Regions from separate parts of the Homo sapiens genome. Here region 2 is linked to region 1. Evidence: read pairs that join two places in POLR2A ChIA-PET (ENCODE). Cell type or tissue: CD4-positive, alpha-beta T cell. All regions are shown on one strand. Links, peaks and the distances in the headings refer to the core of each region. The heading gives the core; the rest is flanking DNA. Region 1 overlaps LOC101928957 (a long non-coding RNA gene). Region 2 overlaps FBLN5 (fibulin 5).

The links. ChIA-PET counts read pairs that join two places held together with the same protein. Peaks named below come from ENCODE experiments on the same cell type or tissue, not always from the same donor. Only the 100,000 strongest peaks of a DNase experiment are listed, where the experiment ranks them.
Region 2: POLR2A ChIA-PET joins it to region 1 with 7 read pairs; 2 of 35 experiments call an interaction of 5 or more read pairs at or near these places.

The regions. Positions count from the first base shown.
Region 1 is chr14:91,562,951-91,568,327 of GRCh38, forward strand. All of the region lies in intron 2 of LOC101928957 (a long non-coding RNA gene), which reads right to left. Among named protein-coding and RNA genes, the nearest start is that of PPP4R3A, 55 kb to the left of the region's middle. In CD4-positive, alpha-beta T cell, for the core only: no CTCF peak of the experiment used is centred there; no DNase peak of the experiment used is centred there.
Region 2 is chr14:91,887,560-91,892,932 of GRCh38, forward strand. It overlaps FBLN5 (fibulin 5), which reads right to left. Exons shown (of 11, transcript NM_006329.4): 6 at 3,662-3,778. Among named protein-coding and RNA genes, the nearest start is that of TC2N, 23 kb to the left of the region's middle. In CD4-positive, alpha-beta T cell, for the core only: no CTCF peak of the experiment used is centred there; a DNase peak (open chromatin) is centred at 2,423; H3K27ac peaks cover 1,084 bases.

The sequences.
Region 1 (5,377 bases), core at 139-5,138:
ATCCATCTTGAATTAATTTTTGTATAAGGTGTAAGAAAGGGATCCAGTTTCAGCTTTCTACATATGGCTAGCCAGTTTTCCCAGCACCATTTATTAAATAGGGAATCCTTTCCCCATTTCTTGTTTTTGTCAGGTTTGTCAAAGATCAGATGGTTGCATATGTGTGGTGTTATTTCTGAGACCTCTGTTCTGTTCCATTGGTCTATATATCTGTTTTGGTACCAGTACCATGCTGTTTTGGTTACTATAACTCTGTAGTATAGTTTGAAGGCAGGTAGCATTATGCCTCCAGCTTTGTTCTTTTTGCTTAGGATTGTCTTGGCAATGTGGGCTCTTTTTTGGTTCCATAGGAACTTTAAAGTAGTTTTTTCCAATTCTGTGAAGAAAGTCATTGGTAGCTTGATGGGGATGGCATTGAATCTATAAATTACCTTGGGCAGTATGGCCATTTTCACAATATTGATTCTTCCTATCCATCAGCATGGAATGTTCTTCCATTTGTTTATGTCCTCTTTTATTTCGTTGAGCAGTGGTTTGTAGTTCTCCTTGAAGAGGTCCTTCACATCCCTTGTAAGTTGGATTCCTAGGTATTTTTTTCTCTTTGTAGCAATTGTGAATGGGAGTTCACTCATGATTTGGCTCTCTATTTGTCTGTTATTGCTGTATAGGAATGCTTGTGATATTTTCCACATTGATTTTGTATCCTGAAATGACTGAAGTTGCTTATCAGCTTAAGGAGATTTTTTTTTTTTTTTTTTTTTTTTTTTTTTTTTGAGACAGAGTCTCACTCTGTCGCCCAGGCTGGAGTGCAGTGGCGCAATCTCAGCTCACTGCAAGCTCCGCCTCCCAGGTTCACGCCATTCTCCTGCCTCAGCCTCCCAAATAGCTGGGACTACAGGCGCCTGCCACCATGCCCAGCTAGTTTTTTGTACTTTTAGTGGAGACAGTGTTTCACCATGTTAGCTAGGATGGTCTCGATCTCCTGACCTCATGATCCACCTCAGCCTTCCAAAGTGCTGGGATTACAGGCGTAAGCCACCGTGCCCGGCCAGCTTAAGGAGATTTTGGCCTGAGATGATGGGGTTTTCTAAATATACAATCATGTCATCTGCAAACAGGGACAATTTGACTTCCTCTTTTCCTAATTGAATACGCTTTATTTCTTTCTCTTGCCTGATTGCTCTGGCCAGAACTTCCAACTCTATGTTGAATAGGAGTGGTGAGAGAGGGCATCCTTGTCTTGAGCCGGTTTTCAAAGGGAATGCTTCCAGTTTTTGCCCATTCGGTATGATATTGGCTGTGGGTTTGTCATAAATAGCTCTTACTATTTTGAGATACGTTCCATCAATACCTAGTATATTGAAAGTTTTTAGCATGAGGGCTGTTGAATTTTGTTGAAGGCCTTTTCTTCATCTATTGAGACAATCGTGGTTTTTGTTGTTGGTTCTGTTTATGTAATGGATTACGCTGATTGATTTGTGTATGTTGAACCAGCCTTGCATCCCAGGGATGAAGCCAACTTGATCGTGGTGGATAAGCTTTTTGATATGCTGCTGGATTCAGTTTGCCAGTATTTTATTGAAGATTTTTGCATCAATTTTCATCAGGGATATTGGCCTGAAATTTTCTTTCTTTTTTTTTTTTTTTTTTTTTTTTGAGATGGAGTCTTGCTCTGTTGCCCAGGCTGGAGTGCAGTGGCACCATCTCCGCTCACTGCAAGCTCTGCCTCCTGGGTTCACCCCATTGTCCTGCCTCGGCCTCCTGAGTAGCTGGGACTACAGGCGCCCGCCACCATGCCTGGCTAATTTTGTTTTTGTATTTTTAGTAGAGACAGGTTTTCACCATGTTAGCCAGGATGGTCTCGATTTCCTGACCTCATGATCCACCTGCCTCAGCCTCCCAGAGTACTGGGATTACAGGCGTGAGCCACTGCACCCGGCTGAAATTTTTTTTGTTGTGTCTGCCAGGTTTTGGTATCAGGATGATGCTGGCCTCATAAAATGTGTTAGGGAGGATTCCCTCTTTTTCTATTGTTTCAACTGAGGGGCGGTTGCAGTGAACCGAGATCACACCACTGCACTCCAGCCCGGATGACAGAGTGAGACTCTGTCTCAAAAAAACAAAACAAAACAAAAAACAAAACATGACTACCATGCATAATGAGAATTGACTGTATTTAGTGTACATTTTTTAAAAGATGAAATGAAGGGGAAATTATCTTCTGTTTTCCGTGTTGAAATACTTGAGTGCATCATTAGGAGCTATATGTTTATCTTATTCACAATAATCTTATGAATCTTAGTTTTCTTTTTATTTTTCTCCAGCTTTATTGAGTTGTAATTGACAAATAAAGTTGTGTCAGTTTAAGGTGTACAATATGTTGTGAAATGATGACCATGATCAAGTAAGTTAACATGTCTATCACTTCAACTAGTTATGGGTATTCTGAGTTTTGGTTTTCGTGGCGAGAACATTTAGCTACTAAGATTTTAATTATGCCTTAATATATTATCAATACTTTCAAAATAATAGGAAAAAAGGGGCCTCTTTGTAATATTTCTGAACTAAAAAGAATGCCTCGGGAGTGCAAGTTACAAACTCAAATGCCTGCAGGGCCAAGCAGTAATTTAGCACTGTCAGTCAGGTGTTTTGGAATCACCCCTTTGTGGAAGTTTCATTACCGGGCACTGCAATTTTCAGTGTTTGCAACTAAATTGGAATGATTTGTTACAGTGTTTGGGCCGGACAGAGTAGTAGGCCTATCAGTTTATGGCCTCTACTCTAGAATTTTGCCACTGCATATAACGTTGACTTTTTTCTTTTTTTTTTGAGACGGAGTCTCACTCTGTTGACCAAGCTGGAGTGCAATGGTGCCATCTTGGCTCACTACAACCTCCGCCTCCTGGGTTCAAGCAATTCTTGTGCCTCAGCCTCCCAAGTAGCTGGGAATACAGGCACATGCCACCACACCCAGCTAATTTTTGTATATTTTGTAGAGACAGGGTTTCGTCATGTTGCCCAGGCTGGTCTTGAACTCCTGGGCTCAAGTGATCCTCCAGCCTCTGCCTCCTAATGTGCTAGGATTACAGGTGTGAGCCACCACGCCCAGCCTCATGCTGACTTTTTAACATAGTTTTCTTCTCATTATCTTTTTTTTTTTTTTTTTTTTGAGACAGTGTCTCAATCTGTCACCCAGGCTGGAGTACAGTGGCATGATCTCGGCTCAGTGCATCCCCCGCCTCCCGGGCTCAAGCAATTCTCCTGCCTCAGCCTCCTGAGTAGCTGGGATTACAGGCATGTGCCACCACGACGCCTGGCAAATTTTTGTATTTTTAGTTGAGACGGGGTTTCACCATGTTGGCCAGGCTGGTCTCGAACTCCTGACCTCAGGTGATCCGCCCATCTCGGCCTCCCAAAGTGCTGGGATTACAGGTGTGAGTCATGGCACCTGGCCAGTAGTCGTGTTTCATAAGGTCACTGTGATCACTGAATTTTCTCACAGGAGAAATACAGGGTTAGAATCCTGAGAGCCTCTGTCCCAATATTTTTGTAAACTGATCAATACGTAGCCTTGTCTTATGTGTGGTTCTGTTTAAAGACACTTATTTAATACATGTTGTTCATTCATTAACTCTTGTTTTACAGGTAGTTCTGTTTAAAGACATCTTGGTTAATATATGTTGTTCATTCATGAACTCCTGGCCAACAGCACTCTCACACCCAAATGAAGCTTATCTCACACACATATTTTCTCTGTAAGGCACATTGCAACTTTCTTGTACTTGAAACACTAGATCGCCCTTCAAGCACCATGCTTGGGGGCCATTTCACAGGCAAAATCACCACCCAAACGCACAAAATAGGAACAATGTGGCACTAAATAGATTTTGTAAAGAACATTTGTTTGCAGTGGGAGAGTTGAAACAAGAAGGCAGCGTTGTCACCTTGTTTCAACTCAGCTGGGAATGTGCCAGGTGGGCAACTCAAATTTTTGCCACTCTTGAGCATATGTTTGTCCATGAATGACCAGGAAAGTGACCCAAGTTTTGTTTTTGAGATAGGATCCTGCTGTGTTGCCCAGACTGGAGTGCTGCAGTGAGAGCATGGCTCAAGATAAAACTTGAATGGGTAAGGAATTGCTTCCTACAGATGAGCAAAGAAAGTGGTTACTTTTTTCTTTTTTCTTTTTTTGAGACAGGGTCTTACTCTGTCACCCAGACCGGAGTGCAGTGGAGCCATCATGGCTTACTGCAGCCCTGACCTCATGAGCTCAAGTGATCCTCCTGTGTCCTGAATTTATTCCTTCCAGTGGGTTCTTGGTCTCGCTGATTTCAAGAATGAAGCTGCGGACCCTTGCCGTGAGTGTTACAGCTCTTAAAGATGGTGTGTTGGCTGGGCGCGGTGGCTTACGCTTGTAATCCCAGCACTTTGGGAGGCCAAGGCAGGCAGATCATGAGATCAGGAGATTGAGACCATCCTGGCTAACATGGTGAAACCCTGTCTCTACTAAAAATACAAAAAATTAGCCAGGTGTGCTGGCGGGCTCCTGTAGTCCCAGCTACTCGGGAGGCTGAGGCAGGAGAATGGCGTGAACCCGGGAGGCGGAGCTTGCAGTGAGCCGAGATCATGCCAGTACACTCCAGTCTGGGTGACAGAGCAAGACTCCATCTCAAAAAAAAAAAAAAAAAAAAAAAATGCTGTGTCCAGAGTTTGTTCCTCCAGATGTTCAAATGTATCCAGAGTTTCTTCCTTCCAGCAGGTTCTTGGTCTCACTGACTTCAGGAGTGAAGCCACGGACCTTCGTGGAGAGTGTTATAGCTCTTAATGATGATGCAGACCCAAAGAGTGGGCAGCTGCAAGATTTGTTGTGAAGAGCAAAAGAACAAAGCTTCCACAGCATGGAAAGGTACCCAAGCGGGTTGCCACTGCCGCTGCTGGCTCAAGTGGCCACCCTTTATTCCCTTATTTGGCCCTGCCCACATCCTGCTGATTGGTCCATTTTACAGAGCTCTGATTGGTCCATTTTACAGAGTGCTAATTGCTCCATTTTACAGAGGGCTGATTGGTGCGTTTACAAACCTTTAGCTAGACACAGAGTGCTGATTGGTGCATTTTTACAGAGTGCTGATTGGTGCAATTACAAACCTTTAGCTAGACACAGACTGCTGATTGGTGCATTTACAATCCTCTAGCTAGACAGAAAAGTTCTCCAAGTCCCCACCCGACCCAGGAAGTCCAGCTGGCTTCACCCCTCACTCCCACCTCAGCCTCTGGAGAAGCTGGGATTACAGGTGTGCAGTACCATGCCTGGCTAATTTTTGTAGAGTTGGGGTTTTACAACATTGGCGATATTACAGTTATGCTTTGATGTATTCAC
Region 2 (5,373 bases), core at 374-5,373, 320 kb after region 1:
CACATGATATAAACATATACACATATACACCTGCTGGTAAGTCTATGCTCCAACGCACCCCCCCAACCAGGAATTTCCAGGCAATACCTGCTCCTTCCATCACCGGTTGCATTCCATCAGTGAACACCCCTCACCCTCACTGACTTGGAAGTTTCAGGTTAACAAATAACCATGATGATTCTAATAATATATTTATTATGCATAAATAACTTTGCTCATTAGGGAAGGATCCTGCACTCACTTGATCCTTACAACGAGGACCATTGGCCCACTTTAGAGGTTAAGTAGGTTAAGGAGAAGACCACCAAGGGACACAAGGACTAATGGGAAATCCATTATCTTGAGTGTGGTGGTGGTGGTTTCATGCGGGTACACGTATGTCAAAATTAATAAAATCATGGTGCAGTTTATTATACACTGACTATGCATCAATAAGATTGTTTAAGCATTTTTGAAGGACCAGGCATAGTGGCTCATGCCTGTAATCCCAGCACTTTGGGAGGCTGAGGCAGGTGGATCGCTTGAGCCCAGGAGTTTGAGACCAACCTGGGCAACATAGTGGGACCCCATCTCTTCAAAAAATTTAAAAATTAGCCAGGTGATGTGGCACACGCCTGAGGTCCCAGCTACCCGGGAGGCTGAGGAGGGAGAATCACTTGAGCCTGGGAGATTGAGGCTGCAGTGAGCTGAGATCATGCTACTGTACTCCAGCCTGGGTGACAGAGTGAGACCCTGTCTCAAAAAAAAATAAAATAAAATTATAGGCTGGGTGCAGTGGCTCACACCTGCAATCCCAGCACTTTGGGAGGCCAAGGCAGGTGGATTACCTGAGATCAGGCATTCGAGACCAGCCTGACCAACATGGTGAAGTCCCGTCTCTACTAAAAAAATACAAAAAAATTAGCCAGGCATGGTAACAGGTGCCTGTAATCACAGCTACTTGGGAGGCTGAGACAAGGGAATCGCTTGAACCCCAGAGGCAGAGGTTGCAGTGAGCTGAGATCACGCCACTGCACTCCAGCCTGGTTGACAGAGCTAGACTCTGTCTCAAAAAAAAAAAAAAAATACATATATATATATATACACACACACACAGACACACACACATATACATATAATTGTTTTTGAAGATTGAGAGGTGTACCCAAGTCCACCAGCTAACAAGGACACACAGTGGGAACTGGAACATGAGTCAGGGGTTTTTCCACAAAAACCAAGATTCATTCTGCACAGCTCATCGTGCGGGGAGGGCAGGGAAGAGTCTCTTTCCCACTGGCATTGGTTGACCCATTGTAAGCACCATCCCACAATGCTCCATACACCAATGGCCAAAGTTCCAACTGAGAGATTTTCTATCCTCTTCCCAAGTCCATGTAAACCTCTTAGGCCTCTGAAAAGAGATGTCAGTGTTTTCAGAGCTAAAAGCCTTCACGGTGAGCAGACTGAGAGGCTTTTCTTACAGGGGAGGCTAATCCCATGGCCACAAAGTTCCTGCCTCCTAGCATCTCTGGAGCTCTCAGGGAGAAAACAAATAAATGAACAGCTGTAGAGAGAGGGTCTAGCAAGACACTGGCCCCCACCAGTGCCCGTGGGAGGTTGGGGTTTCCCCACCGGGGACAGGAGGGGGTAGGAAAATGTCCACTGTGCTAAGCCACTGAGTGCAAGTTCAGACAGGACAGTGCCGGCAAGTGTTAGGGCTGGTGGCCTCAGCCTCTGGCCAGGCGCTGGCCACTCGGAGGTGAATGAACTCATTCCACCCCCTCACCGCTCTCAGCTGCTTCTGAAGAGCAGGGCGACCAAAATGATTCTGCCCCCCTGGGGTTCTCACTGCCCTTTCCTGCCAGCCCTTTCCAAATGCCCTTCTGAATCTGCTGAGGGCACACAGGGCCCCACTCCAACCTGTTGGACAAGAAGTCTGGGCCCCTGGTTTTACTCTCAGATCTGCTACCACGTGGCTGTGTGACTTTGGCCAAGTTGCTTAACCTTTTTGAGCCTTTATTTCCTCAGTGAAGCAGAGCCACAAACACCTGCCTGCTGACCTCAAGAGGCTATTTATTATTTGGGTTCAGTGAGATGAACAGACGTGACAATGCTCTAGCGTGTACAGCACTCTTCCACACACGAAGAGTCAGGATTGCAAAAGCTCACCGGAGTATGCGACGCCCTGTGCTGCCCATGGGCCCTGCTGATGCAGCATCCCAGTGGCTGAGTGCCCATACCCAGGCCTGGGTGCCGGGCCTGCTGCTTTATTATGCTGTGGACTTGGCACTGCCAGGTGTATTATCTGCTCTTTGTCACACACCTGTCCCTCAGAGGCCTGAAAGACGCAGGCACCTTTTGGCTTGGGCATGGCTATGCCTCAGGAGGTACTGGGGGCACGGTGCCAGCCTGTGGCTGGCACCTCCAATCCCAGGCCTTGGCACAGAGAAGCCTGCATCTGCCCTAAGCTGCTTATCACAGCAGCAAGGGAGCCAGGCGCCCCCTCCTGCTCCAGTGGGAAGGAAGGGCCCTTGTTTATCCGCTTCCTCAACCTCCTGGCCTGGTGTCTACTCTCAGAAGAAAATGACCTCTTTTGGCGTGAGGAACACAGTCCAGAATTCTTGGAACAATTAGCAGAACAAGCTTTGGAGGAGAGACTTAGAAAGAATCCAGGGTCAAACTCTTTAACACTGATGCCTTCCTATTTACCGATGATTTAGATACAATTAAAGTAAAGGAGACCTAATAGCCTCCAAACTCAATGGCCAGGAGCCTGCCAGCCAGAACTCCAAGGGTGAATGAAACAAGGAAATGGGCCCTGCAAAGCCTGAGGTCTCCAGACAAAGACCTCATTCTGCGTCTGCAGCACTGCCTCCAACTCCAACCTGGGCCAAGCAGCTGCCAGGGGCTGGAGGCCTGGGCCGGGAGCTGGAATTTGAGGGGGAAGTCGGGGGCCAAAGCAGGATTTGCGCTAATTCCTTGGGTCTTAAGTCCCCCATTCACTTCCTGAGCAGAAGAAACCTTCAGATGGAAACCACAATAGGCATGCAACTTGTTTTTCTTACTTATCAGTATTTCAAATGATCATGTGAAAACCACAAAATGCCTTTGTTTCAGTCTGGTTTTGTGGGGGCACGCTGAGTAGCAGGGGATGTTACCACCACCACCAGACCCTTTGCTGAGGAACAGGCCATCCTGGCACAGGTTGGAGGGAAAAGTATAGCAAGAGACCTCAGAATCGCCCACGACACCCCTGCCTAGCATGGATGTGTTTATTTTATGATTCTTGGAGGGCCAGGGACCCTGACCAACCCTCCTCAGGCCTCAGGAACTGAACTTAGGCTACAGGACATGCAACCAAATTTCTGATTAGGCAAGAAAGCCAGCAAGGCTACTTCTGGATAGCAGACACAGAAAAGAAGCGAATCCATGAAACTGTACACTCCCAGCCAGTGGAGGATTGGGGTCCTACCCTCAGCCATATTCAGAGCACTTTTTGAGATGCTTCGCATAGCAAGGTTCAGGTCTCACGTTTCTGTAGTAATGGGGATGGGCGGGCAGTGGCAAGGAATGGGAATATACTGTAGCAGCAGTATTTCCCACAAACATAAGCTGCCAGGTGCTGAAGAAGGCTGCAGCTAGTGTCTCACATCATGTCCAAGTTATCATGCACGTCACATACCTTGGCAAGACCTTCCATCCTCATTGAGGGTAAAACCAGGGTTGCATGTACAAGAATAGGATCCAGGAACATTCGCACAGAGCTGCTGGCAGTAACCATAGCGACATTCATCAATGTCTGGAAACAGAAATGCAAGCAAAGTGAGACAGGTCTCCTCACTCAATGATGCCCCCACTAGCATGGCATGATTGCCTTGCTCTTCCCAAACAGGATCATGAACGGAAGCAAATGGGAACAGGAGCCAAGACAGTGCCTACTGAGTGTCACGGATGGTGATGCTGTCTCGAATACAAGGCTCAATCTCCCCACAATCTTTCCCCTCCTCGACCCATCTCAGTCCCATAAATACCTGAACCTATCCTAAAAGTTGCAGAAGAAATTTCTGCTTCGATTGGGATGTTGGGCAAAATGAGCTCTCCAATTTTACCCAGCTCTAAGATTCAACACTAAGGTTTATCCAAGATGGACTCTCCAATTTTTCCCAGCTCTAAGATTTGAGATTACCCAGCTCTTAAGATTTATCCAATGTTAAGATTCAACTCAAAGATTCCATATAGAGGCTCCACTGCCCAGGATTCTTCTTAACACGTAAGAAGAATCCATAGCATCACTCCAATAGGCTCCTTGCCAGCTCCATGAACAATGAATATGTCCAGCTGTCAGGAACAAGAGCCAGTTAGGCTGGGATGAGCTGGGCAGCATGACCCTGGAGACCCATGAATCCAGTAACATGAGGGCACTGGAATTCACCCTGAATCTCCTCCTTGCACCAGAGTGAACATAAAACTCTGGATAAACACATCTCTTCCAAGCCACAGCTGGCCTTGCCAGGGAAAGCGGCGGCACTGTGGGTGAATGGATCCTTTGAGCAGAGCTGGGCAATGTGACCTCCCTGTAATATGTATCCATCAATGGGGAGCCTGATGTCATTGGGAAAGCACTTCTCAACACCCCAAGCTGATGTGATAATGGGCTGGAGAATTCATTCCTGTGGGGTAAGGGTAGTGAATGAAATCACCGGCCTCCTGGCAGAGTCTGAGATGGCACCAATACAGGCTCCTGCTGTGACCAGTTGATCTGACTGTAGCTGGAACTGGTCCTTATCCCCACCTCCCCCAATCTAACCAGGTTTCCTCCCTGGTCCCCCTGTTCCTTTGGAACCAGGGGCCATCCAGGACTCTGGAAGCCGGCTTAGAGCCTCAGTCCTTGTGCCTGGTTTCTACCTACTGCCAGGAAGGACTCCACCTCCCAGATCCATCTTGATCCCTTACCTATTGTTCAGCCCTTCTCAGATTCTGTGCCCTGTCCTGTGATTCTGTTTTGTCTCTAAGTCCCGGCTACTTCTAACCTGGCCACTGCACTGCCCCTGAGTGCAGAGCAGCTCTTGCATAGAGGGCCCATTGGCTGTACAGTGGCTGGCCCTGACTTCTTCCCAGAGTGCAGTTGGGCACATCACCAAGGCCAGGCAGGCAGCAGGGGCTGGAGAGGGTACCCTTCACTACGGGTACCTTGGAAAAAAGGCAGCCCCCCTGACCCCTCATTTTTCTGCAAAAGCAGCATCTTCAGTGGTACACAGAACAGACAGTGTGTGGCTATGGAACTTGCATTTTGAAAGGGAAAGGTGAGTTTAGCCAGGGGAGGGCAGGAGTTCAGCCATAATTAGGCGACGTCTTCCTTTCAGATGTGAATATGAGTGGCTGGGCCACATGGTA